Regions from separate parts of the Homo sapiens genome. Here region 2 is linked to region 1. A link is an interaction called in ENCODE POLR2A ChIA-PET data of the cell type or tissue named here. Cell type or tissue: B cell. All regions are shown on one strand. Each heading gives the region's core, and the rest is flanking DNA. Links, peaks and the distances in the headings are about the cores only.

Evidence for each region. Peaks named below come from ENCODE experiments on the same cell type or tissue, not always from the same donor. Only the 100,000 strongest peaks of a DNase experiment are listed, where the experiment ranks them.
Region 2: POLR2A ChIA-PET joins it to region 1 with 5 read pairs; 3 of 35 experiments call an interaction of 5 or more read pairs at or near these places.

Annotation. Positions count from the first base shown.
Region 1 is chr19:18,609,706-18,615,066 of GRCh38, forward strand. TMEM59L (transmembrane protein 59 like) reads left to right here and starts at 3,165. Exons shown (of 8, transcript NM_012109.3): 1 at 3,165-3,424; 2 at 4,167-4,311; 3 at 4,399-4,490. The coding sequence starts at 3,254. RefSeq lists an enhancer at 4,358-4,878. In B cell, for the core only: no CTCF peak of the experiment used is centred there; DNase peaks (open chromatin) are centred at 1,614, 2,226, 2,776 and 3,256; H3K4me3 peaks cover 2,247 bases; H3K27me3 peaks cover 4,825 bases.
Region 2 is chr19:18,690,649-18,696,009 of GRCh38, forward strand. The region is part of intron 1 of CRTC1 (CREB regulated transcription coactivator 1); the gene reads left to right. Among named protein-coding and RNA genes, the nearest start is that of CRTC1, 9.6 kb to the left of the region's middle. RefSeq lists an enhancer at 5,111-5,361. In B cell, for the core only: no CTCF peak of the experiment used is centred there; no DNase peak of the experiment used is centred there.

The DNA.
Region 1 (5,361 bases), core at 288-5,287:
GGGTGATCTTTACCCCACACCTTTGACTTCAGGGAAAGGGAATTGACCCCAGAGTGCATCCTTCCCGGCCCTTAGGGCCCCCAGAAGTTTAACCCTTTACTCCCCAGTTCCATTATCTCCTTGAGGACAAAAGGGAGCTAGCGTCAATGGAACTTCTGGCAAATATTGACCCAAGTCCTTGAAGTTGGCTGGGAATGTGTAAGGGGCAGAAGGAGGGAGGGCCTCCCCTTGGGCAGAGGGAGGGCCTCCCCTTGGGCTGGGGGAGGGACCCCTCCTTAGTCCTGCACCCTCCACTCCAAGGTCACCTCTGGATGAGAGGTATTAGGTTGGGGGGGGGGCCTCCATCCCCAGCTCCCTCGTGATTCCAGGGCACTGAGGGTGCACCAGGGAGGGGGCAGTGGAAATGGCACCTTCAGGGTCCTGTGGGGACCCACAACCACTGGGAGTGAGGAAGGCTGAGAGCTGTCTCTCCCATTCTGAAAGCCCCGTGCTCAGGGCTCCCCAGTATGGGATTAGCTACCTGGTGTTCCAGGCAGGTGCTTTCAGGAATTAAGGGGCAGTGAGGGTCTGGACACCTGGTTCAGGGTCTGTGGCACAGGAAAGTGGGGCCCGTGTGTACCTAGGCTTTATAATTTCTGCCCTGGAGGCTGAGCCTGGGGAGAAGCAATGCCTGGGTGCTCAGTGTAATGCACACTGGACTTCAGGCACTGGAGGCGGGACCTGGGGAGTTGCAGACCTGCCTAGGGGACCTGCCTGGGAAGTTGCAGGCCTGCCCCAGGGAGGCCAGTTTCCCTGCCCGTCTGTACCCTGAGAAGCCTCTGAAGTCTGGGTCCCAGGAGGCACCAGCTGCTTTAGGGGGACAGCCACATCCCTCCGTCCTCCCCCAACAACCCTCAGCAACCACCACCGGCGCCATGGTGCTCTGCCTCCTCCCTGGCCTGTACCCTGCTTGGAGGTGGGGGTCAGCAGGGTCGTGGTGAGGGCGGCAAGGGACAAAGGGTGCTTGTCCGCTGCCCGCCTTGACCTCGGCTGCTGTGGCTTCCCGGACGCCTGGCCTGCCGCTGATTCACGCCCAGGCCGGCCTCAGCGCCCCCCGCCTGCCGCCCCCAGCCAGGCCGCCCCGGGGGGTAGGAAGTGGGGGGGGGGGCGAGGGCGGCGCCGAGTCAACTTTCCCTCTTAAGCCCCGAAGGAATGTCGGCGGATTTCCTGAAACCCGACCCTGGCCGCCCGCCGGCCCTCCCGCCCCTCACCTGGACCGGCTCCCCCGGGAACAGCAGGAGGGGCGCGGGGGCTCACCTTGGGGGCCGGGGTCAAGTCCTCTTTCCGCTCACCCCCCCAGCGGCCTAGTGCAGCGGAAAGGGGGCTGGGTGTGCGGCAATCAGCCTCTTTCCCTTCTCCCCTCAGGCGACCTGGGTGATCGACCCACTCCTCCAGCCTCAGTTTCTCCTTCTGCAAAAGGGCGCGGGGTGTCCCTCCTCCCTGATGCGTTTTAAGCAATGCCCAAAGGTCACCTCCCATCATTGGCAGGGCTCTGCCGGCTTTTCTTTGCTTCTCTCCCTGTCACCTGGACAGAACCACTTTGCAGTCTGAGCATCAGTTTCCTCACCCATATAAAAGGGCAACGCTACCGGTACCTGTCTTATACGGTTGTTGCAAGAAAAAGTGTTTCGTTGGAATGAATGAAAGACAGTAATTGTGGAGGGGTTAGGCGCGCGCGGGCCTCTGGAATTAGCATGTGTGGGCTTGAATCCTGACTTTGCCAACGCGTCCCGGAGCCTAAGTTTCCCACCTGTGAAATGGGGGACAGTATTGGTCATAACGCACAGGGCTGTTTCCCAAGGTGCGGGCCTGGCGCGCGGGTGGGTTAGAAGCGGAATTCTCCTGCTGGATTCTGGCGCAAACTGCGGGCTGGAGGCCCTCGCCGCCGGGTCGCAGCGGCCTAGCATGGGAGGGGAGGGGAGGGGCGGGGCGGGGCGGGGGAGGGGCCGCACCGGGATCCAGATGTTCGGGGTCCGCCAGGCACAGCCGCGCCTGATTAAGCCACGTGGGGGCCGGCCGGGGGCCGCTGAGATGAAAGCGCGGCCGCAGGCCAGAGTAGGGGGTGCGCCGGGCCCCCACCCGGGACACCCTCTTCCCAGGCCGAAACCTGAGCCGCCCTCTAACCCGCAGACCCTGCGAGGCTGCCGCCCCGTCTGCGGGGGCGGAGCGTAGGTGGGGGACCTGCGGGCTGCTGCGCGGCGCTGCAGGCACCTGCGCCAGGCATGCCAGCGAAAGCGGGGGCATCTTTGCAGAGGATCCGGGTTTAGAGGGGCGTCCCCACTCCCTTATCTGGCGGAGAGGAAGCTGGGGGTACCCTCTAACCGAGATTCGGCTCCTGGGGCTACAGTCCATCGCCCTGGGGTGTGATGGTTATGGAAGTCAGAAGTGTCGCTATTTGCCCCGTTTTCCCATGAGAATTAGACATGTCAGCATCACCCCCTCCCCTTGCTCCTGAGCATACCTCTGTGTCCCCTCCCACTAAGCCCCAGCCCAGGGGTCTCCAGCCTTGGGGAGACAGGGCCAGATTCCCTAGGTCAGTGGATCAGGGCTGGGCCAGAGGGAGGCGAGGCTGAAGGAGCAAGGGAGGGGCTCAGAGGGCTTCCCGGAGGAGGCAAACTGCGCGCAAGTTGTCTCCTTTCTAACCTGGGTGTCAAAAGAGAAGATGCCAGGACTCAGCTGCCGGGTCCTGCGGCTCTCACCTTCCTCCCTCTCCGTTCCCTGGTTGGACTCCAGCCCCATCGCCCTCCCTCCTCCTGCAACAAGCTCTTTCTCTCAGGATCCTCGCTGATCCTTGTAGCCTGGACACCCCTTTCTCCTCTCTCCCGCGTGGTCGGCTCACACGTCGCCTCCTCCGCCAAGCTCTCCGCTCTCCTCGACACCCCTGGGGAATAGTCCCCTCCATCCCATCCCCCTATATATTTCCTTTTGGCCCCAAGCGCCAGCAGAGATCCCCCGCCCGTGGGCACCAGGGAGGTGTCCTGGGACCCCCGCGATGGGATAGACGGTGGGGGCCGCGATGCACCTGCCCCGCCCGACCCGCACGCCTCGGGTGCCGCAGCGCAGCTACCCCGCCCGCTCTCCGCATCTCCCACCCCCCGCTTCCCAGGCTGCCTCGCTCGGGTGACGTCAGCGCCCCGGTCCCCGCCGCAGCCGCTGCATCCTCCGTGCCCGGCCTGAGCTGGAGTCCCCCGCGCCCCCCGCGTTCCGCCCGGCCATGGCTGCGGTGGCGCTGATGCCACCGCCGCTGCTGCTGCTGCTGCTGTTGGCGTCGCCGCCCGCCGCCTCCGCGCCGTCCGCCCGCGATCCCTTCGCCCCCCAGCTCGGGGACACGCAGAACTGCCAGCTGCGGTGCCGCGACCGCGACCTCGGCCCGCAGCCCTCGCAGGTGAGGCGCGTGCGGTGCCAGGTGCCAGCGGGGGACGCGGGATCTCTCCGAAGGAGGAGGCGTTGGGATGGGCTTCTCTTGGATGACAGCAGGAGACTTTGGTGGGGGTGTCCGTGGGGAGGTGGGGGTCGGGAATGGGGAGATCTCTCCAGTAGTTGACGGGCTGGGGTTCCCTCTGATGGGGGAGTGCTTGGGGATGCAGGTCCTTGCGATAAGGGGCCGATACCACCTCCCGGGCTCCTTCCGCACTCTGCTGGGTAAGGACCCTCTAGCACCCAACCCCCAGCTCCCTCAGGCCTGATGGTCCCCCCACCTCATTCCTCCTCCTCCACATCGTGTTCCCTCCCCACTCAGAGCTACCAGCCCCTACTCATACCACCACTCCCCAGGATTCAAGCCTGATCTGCGTGTGACCAAAACCCCCTCCTCTGAGCCTCCCCCTCCTCCTCCAGGTCTGAGAATCCTTCTCCATGTCTCCCCTCCTCCCTGGAACCTAGTGGGGGGAAGGCTCATTTCTCTCCACCTTCACTGTCCATTTCTCTTCTCAAGCTCCCTCCCCATCTCCCTCCTCAGAGCTAAGAGCCCCCACTAATATTTGTAGCCTCTCCCAACTTCATCTCCATCTGGCTAGATGTCGTGGGGAGCGGGGAAGCCTTTCCCTGCCTCTGCTGAATGCTCCGGTCCCCCCACCCTCCTCCTGCCCCTCCCCATGGCCTGAGCCCCCTGTCCTCCCCTCCCCCAGGCGGGGCTGGAGGGCGCCTCCGAGTCTCCCTATGACAGAGCCGTTCTGATCAGCGCTTGCGAGCGTGGCTGCCGCCTCTTCTCCATCTGCCGATTTGTGGCCAGAAGCTCCAAGCCCAATGCCACCCAAACTGAGTGTGAAGCAGGTGAGGGCCCGCCGGCAGGGTGGGCCAGCGTGGGGAGAGGTGGCCTGGGAAGGGCCGTCCCCAGTCACCCGCTCCCACCTCCCACAGCCTGCGTGGAAGCCTATGTGAAGGAGGCAGAGCAGCAGGCCTGTAGCCACGGCTGCTGGAGCCAGCCCGCGGAGCCTGAGCCGGAGCAGAAGGTGGGCCTCCCACTGCGGCCTGGGGTCCCTTTTCCCAATACCCCCACCCTCTTCACCCCGTGGGAAATCTTCATTCACGTGCAGAGGCTCTGCCAGACTCTGCGTTCTATACCAGGCCTGCAGGGCAACCTCCATCCAGCCCCGTCATGTCTCCAGCCTTAGTTACATGCAACAACGCCCCCCATGCCCCACCACCTTTTCAGGAATAAGTGGCAGAAAACAGCCATCATTTATCAAACATCTGTCCTGGTTCGGGCCTGACTTCAACCTGTCCCAAATGTTTTTGTGTCACTTGGAGGCACAAAGGACAATGTCACCCCCATTTAGTGCCCAGGGGGCAACCTCCCAGGTCATACACAGGGCTGTGCAAGGGGCGAGATTTGAAGCCACCAGAGCTGTGGCCACTCCTCACCTCACTCCTCTTAGGCGCCCCCAGAGCTGCCAGGTGCTGGTCTAAGCCCTTCCCCTGTGATGAGCTGGTGGTCACTGTCACCTGGAGGGGCTCAGAACTGCGGCTCAGGGTAGAGCAGGCTTGCCTCGCAAGCACGCACACACTGCCTTATGGGAGAAATAATAACGGTTCATCTATTGTAGTCCAAGCAATGCTGCATCATGGGGAAACTGAGGCACAGAAAATCATGTAGCATAGCCAGAGACCTAGGGGCTGGGACTCCCCAGAAAGCCCTTTCCCCACTTCCCCCATTTTCCTCCACCCCTTCCCAGCTTTCACTGCTGTTCAGAAAAGCTCACTGCACTGTCAGCCCTTCCAATTCAGAGCTCCCTCTTATTTATTTATTTATTTTTTGAGATGAAGTCTTGCTCTGTTGCCTAGCCTGGAGTGCAGTGGTACAATCTTGGCTCACTGCAGCCT
Region 2 (5,361 bases), core at 253-5,252, 81 kb after region 1:
TGTAGATGTGATTAAGGTAAGGATCTGGAGATGAGATCATCCTGGGGGGGTGGCCCTAAATCCGGTGACTGGTATCCTTATGAAGAGTGGGCCATGGCTGGGCGCAGTGGCTCACTCCTATAATCCCAGCACTTTGGGAGGCCGGGGTGGGCAGATCACGAGGTCAGGAGATCGAGACCATCCTGGCTAACATGGTGAAGCCCCGTCTCTACTAAAAATACAAAAAAATTAGCTGGGCGTGGTGGTGAGCGCCTGTAGTCCCAGCTACTCGGGAGGCTGAGGCAGGAGAATGGCGTGAACCTGGGAGGCAGAGCTTGCAGTGAGCCGAGATCACGCCACTACGCTCGAGCATGGATGACAGAGCGAGACTCCGTCTCAAAAAAAAAAAAAAAAAAAAAGAAGAGTGGGCTGGGAGTGGCGATGCATGCCTTTAATCCCAGAGTTTTCAGAGGCCGAGGCAGGAGGATTGTTTGAGCCCAGGAGTTTGAGGTTACAGTGAATTATAATCACTCCAGCCTGGGTGACAGAGTGAGATCCTGTCTCAAAAAAAAAAAAAAGAAAAAGAAAAAGGAAAAGATGGAGGGGGACCAGGCACAGTGGCTCACGCCTGTAATCCCAACATTTTGAGAGGCTGAGATGGGACGATAACTTGAAGCCAGGAGTTTGAGACCAGCCTGGGCCACAAAGAGGGAACTCATCTCTACGAAAAAAAATTGTTTTTTAATTAGCCGGGTGTGGTGGCGTGCACCTGTAGTCCCAGCCACTTGGGAGGGTGAAGTGGGAGGATCACTTGAGCCCAAGAGTTAAGGCTGTGGTGAGCCATGATTGTACCATTGCACTCCAGCTGGGGTAAAAGAGTGAGACCCTTTTCTCCAAAAAAAAAAAAAAAAAAAAAAGACAAGAAAGGACACAGAGACACAGGGGAGAGGACCATGTGACAATGGAGGCAGAGATTGGAGCGATGTGGTCACAAGTCAAGGAATGCCCAGAGCCCCCAGAAGCTGGAAGGGATAGGAAGGGTCTTCCCCTAGAGCCTCTGGAGGAAGCATGGGCCTGCCGGTGCCTCTTTTTTTTGTTTTTTTTGAGATGGAGTCTCACTCTGTCGCCCATGTTGGAGTGCAGTGGCGTGATCTCGGCTCACTGCAACCTCCTTCTCCCGTGTTCAAGCGATCCTCCTGCCTCAGCCTCCCGAGTAACTGGGATTACAGGCTCCTGCCACCACGCCTGGGTAATTTTTGTATTTTCAGTAGAGATGGGGTTCATCCTATTGGCCAGGCCGATCTCGAACTCCTGGCCTCAAATGATCCACCTGCCTCGGCCTCCCAATGTGCTGGGATTACAGGTGTGAGCCACCGCGCTCGGTCTTCCCCACCCCCACTCTTAGGACACAATCCATACCCGAACACTGAGCTCCTACACTCCAACCCCGACCCTGTGGTCCTGATCCTCCACCCCAGGCCCTGCTCTTGCTGTCTCCCTCTGTCTCATCCAGTGTAGAGCAAGGGCCCCTGCTACTAAAAAGGGCTGAATGAAGGGTCCACTCCGGGCCTCGGTGGTAACCCCACACAAAACCTGCGGAGCCAGCTGGAGCTGGCTGGACTTATGCATCTGCAAGCGGCTGCAGCCCTGTCCTGATGTGAAGTCCACAAGGTTACCTGGTGCTACAGGTTCTGTCAGGCCCGGGGTTCCTTGCCACTGGCTAAAGTCACAAATTACCACAAAGTGAGGGGCATGAAAAACAGAAATTAATTCCCTCACCGTCATCAATATGATGAAACCCCGTCTCTACTAAAAATACAAAAATTAGCTGGGCATGGTGGCATGCACCTGTAATCCCAGCTACTCAGGAGGCTGAGACAGGAGAATTGCTTGAACTTGGGAGGTGGAGGTTGCTGTGAGCAGAGATCATGCCATTGCACTCCAGCCTGGGCAACAAGAGTGAAACTCTGTCTCAAAAAAAAAAAAAAAAGAAGTGGTTAGGGTGTGCAGCGACCAGGTCCACGTGCTCTGGGGAATCTGGGAGGGCTTCCTGGACCCTCAGCGTGTGTGAAACCAGGGGCTGCAGGGCTGGGTGAGGAGCAGATGTCCCTGGCTCAGGAACAGGCATGGCACTTGTGGCTCTGCAGTTAGAAATTCATTTTTCTGGGCCGGGCACGGTGGCTCACGCCTGTAATCCCAGCACTTTGGGAGGCCGAGGCAGGCGGATCACAAGGTCAGGAGATAGAGACTATCCTGGCTAACATGGTGAAACCCTGTCTCTACTAAAAATACAAAAAATTAGCTGGGCATGGTGGCACGTGCCTGTAGTCCCAGCTACTCGGGAGGCTGAGACAGGAGAATCGCTTGAACCTGGGAGGTGGAGGTTGCAGTGAGCCAAGATAGTGCCACTGTACTCCAGCCTGGGCGACAGAGCGAGACTCCGTCTCAAAAAAAAAAAAAAAAAAAAGAAATTCATTTTTCGGCCGGGTATGGTAGCTCACACCTGTAATCCTAGTATTTTGGGAGGCCGAGGTGGGCAGATCACGAGGTCAAGAGATCGAGACCACCCTGGGCAACATAGTGAAACTCTGTCTTTACTAAAAATACAAAAATTAGCCAGGTGTGGTGGTGTGCACCTGTAGTCCCAGCTACTTGGGAGGGTGAGGCAAGAGAATTGCTTGAACCAGGGTGCTGGAGGTTGCAGTGAGCCGAGATTGTGCCACTGCACTCCAGCCTGGGTGACAGAGTGAGACACCGTCTAAAAAAAAAAAAATTCATTTTTCATGGCTTGCCAGCACCTACCACCAAATGTGCAATCAAGACAGGTTTTACCAAGGAGCTTAACTCTTTTGTTTTTGTTTTTTTTTTTTTTGAAACAGAGTTTCTCTCTGTCGCCCAGGCTAGAGTGCAGCGGTGTGATCTCAGCTCACTGCAAGCTCCGCCTCCTGGGTTCACGCCCTTCTCCTGCCTCAGCCTCCTGAGTAGCTGGGGCTACAGGCGTCCACCACCATGCCCGGCTACTTTTTTTTGTATTTTTAGTAGAGACAGGGTTTCCCCATGTTCGCCAGGATGGTCTTGATCTGATCTCGTGATCCACCCGCCTTGGCCTCCCAAAGTGCTGGGATTACAGGCGTGAGCCACCATTCCCGGCCCGCTTAACTCTTACTGTTTGCAGGCACACTGATGTACTCTGTTTTGTTCTAATATGAAAATTAGCCTGGGCTGGGTGGGCACAGTGGCTCACACCTGTCATCCCAGAGCTTTGGGAGGCCAAGGCAGGTGGACCACCTGAGGTCAGGAGTTCGAGCCAGCCTGGCCAACATGGTGAAACCCTGTCTCTACTAAAATACAAAAATTAGCTGGGCATGGTGGCGGGCACCTGTAACCCCAGCTATTCTGGTGGCTGAGGAAGGAGAATCGCTTGAACCTGAAAGGTGGAGGTTGCAGTGAGCTGAGATTGCACCACTGCACTCCCCAGCCTGGGTAACAGAGCGAGACTCCGTCTCAGAAAAAAAAAAAAAAAAATAGGCTGGCATGGTGGCTCATGCCTGTGGTCCCAGCTACTTGGGAGGCTGAGGCGAGAGGTTCCCTTGAGCCTAGGAGCTTGAGGCTGCAGTGAACTATGATCACGCCACTTCACTCCAGCCTGGCCGACAGAGAGACTCCATCTCAAAAAAAAAAAAAAAAAAAGAAGAAGAGACGAAGAAAAAAATAAAAAGTACCAGTTGGGACCCACTGAATTGATAACTTACTAATCCAGAGCTCTGTAAGCTACGTCTCTTTATTTTATTAGAACATGGGCACAACCATTTATTCCTTTTTTGTGGCTGCTTTTGTGGGACATCAGCATAGTCCCATGCAACAGAGATCATGCGGTCCACTGTGGCTTTGACCTCCTGGGCTCTAGCGATCCTCCCACCTCAGCCCCCTGAGTAGCTGGGACCACAGGTGTTAGCCACCATGCCCGGCTAATTTTTTTATTTTTTGTAGAGACAGGGTCTTCTCCCTGTGTTGTCCAGGCTGGTCTCAAACTCCTGTGCTCAAGCAATTGTCCCATCTTGGCCTCCCAGAGTGTTGGGATTACAGGTGTGAGTCACTGCGCCAGGCGCATCTGGCCCTTCACAGAAGGGATTGGCTGGCCTCTGGGACTCACACACAGTTTGAAACCCACTGACCTCAAGTGTTAAGGAAGATCAGCTGCAGGGGCTGGGGGTGGTTAGCAAGGAGAGTGAGGTTGGCGGCAGTTCTCCCACTTTCAGCGACCTCTTTTTTTTTTTTTTTGAGAGAGGGAGTCTTGCTCCTATAAGATCTTGGCTCACTGCAACCTCTGCCTCCTGGGTTCAAGTGATTCTCCTGCCTCAGCCTCTCAAGTAGCGGAGACTATAGGCACGCGCCACCATGCCCAGCCAATTTTTGTATTTTTAGTAGAGATGAGGTTTCACCATGTTGGCCAGGCTGCTCTCCAACTCCTGACATCAAGTGATCTGCCCGCCTCGGCCTCCTAAAGTGCTGGGATCACAGGCATGAGCCAATGTGCCCAGCTAATTTTTGTACTTTTGGTGGAGTTGGGGGTTTCGCCATGTTTGCCAGGCCGGTCTCGAACTCCTGGTCTCGAGACCTGCCCGCCTTCGCCTCTCAAAGTGCTGGGATTACAGATGTGAGCCACTGCGCCCGGCCTGGGGATTTCTTTTTTTAAATGGGACTCTGTAAAATGCCATATGGACAGCACAAGTGGGGTCTGCCCTGGGTAGAGACTGGCCTGAACCCAGGGTCAGGGAAACATCAAAATCCACAGGTTATTCCGTGCAGAGTAGGGGGCTCACTTGGGGCCGATTCTGCCCCTGGGGGCATTTGGCAACTTTTGGGGACATTTGTGGTTGTCACGACGGGGAATGGGGTGCTACTGGCATCCAGTGGGCAGAGACTGAGGATACTGGTCAACACTACAGTACACACGGCCGGGTGTGGTGGCTCACGCTTGTAATCCCAGCACTCTGGGAGGCTGAGACAGGCAGATCACGAGGTCAGGAGATCGAGACCATCCTGGCTAACACAGTGAAACCCCGTCTCTACTAAAAATACGGAAAATTGGCTGGGCGTGGTGGTGGGCGCCTGTGGTCCCAGCTACTCGGGAGGGTGAGGCAGGAGAATGGCGTGAACCCGGGAGGCAGAGCTTGCGGTGAGCCGAGATCGCGTCACTGCGCTCCAGCCTGGGCGACAGAGTGAGACTTCATCTCAAAAACAAACAAACAAACAAACAAAAACACTACAGTACACAGGATGGCCCCCACCACAGGGAATTATCCAGCCCTAAGTGTCAGCAGTGTCACAGTCCAGAAGCCCTGGTGTCAGGCCCTGTGTGTGCCGGGAGCATGCAGGTGC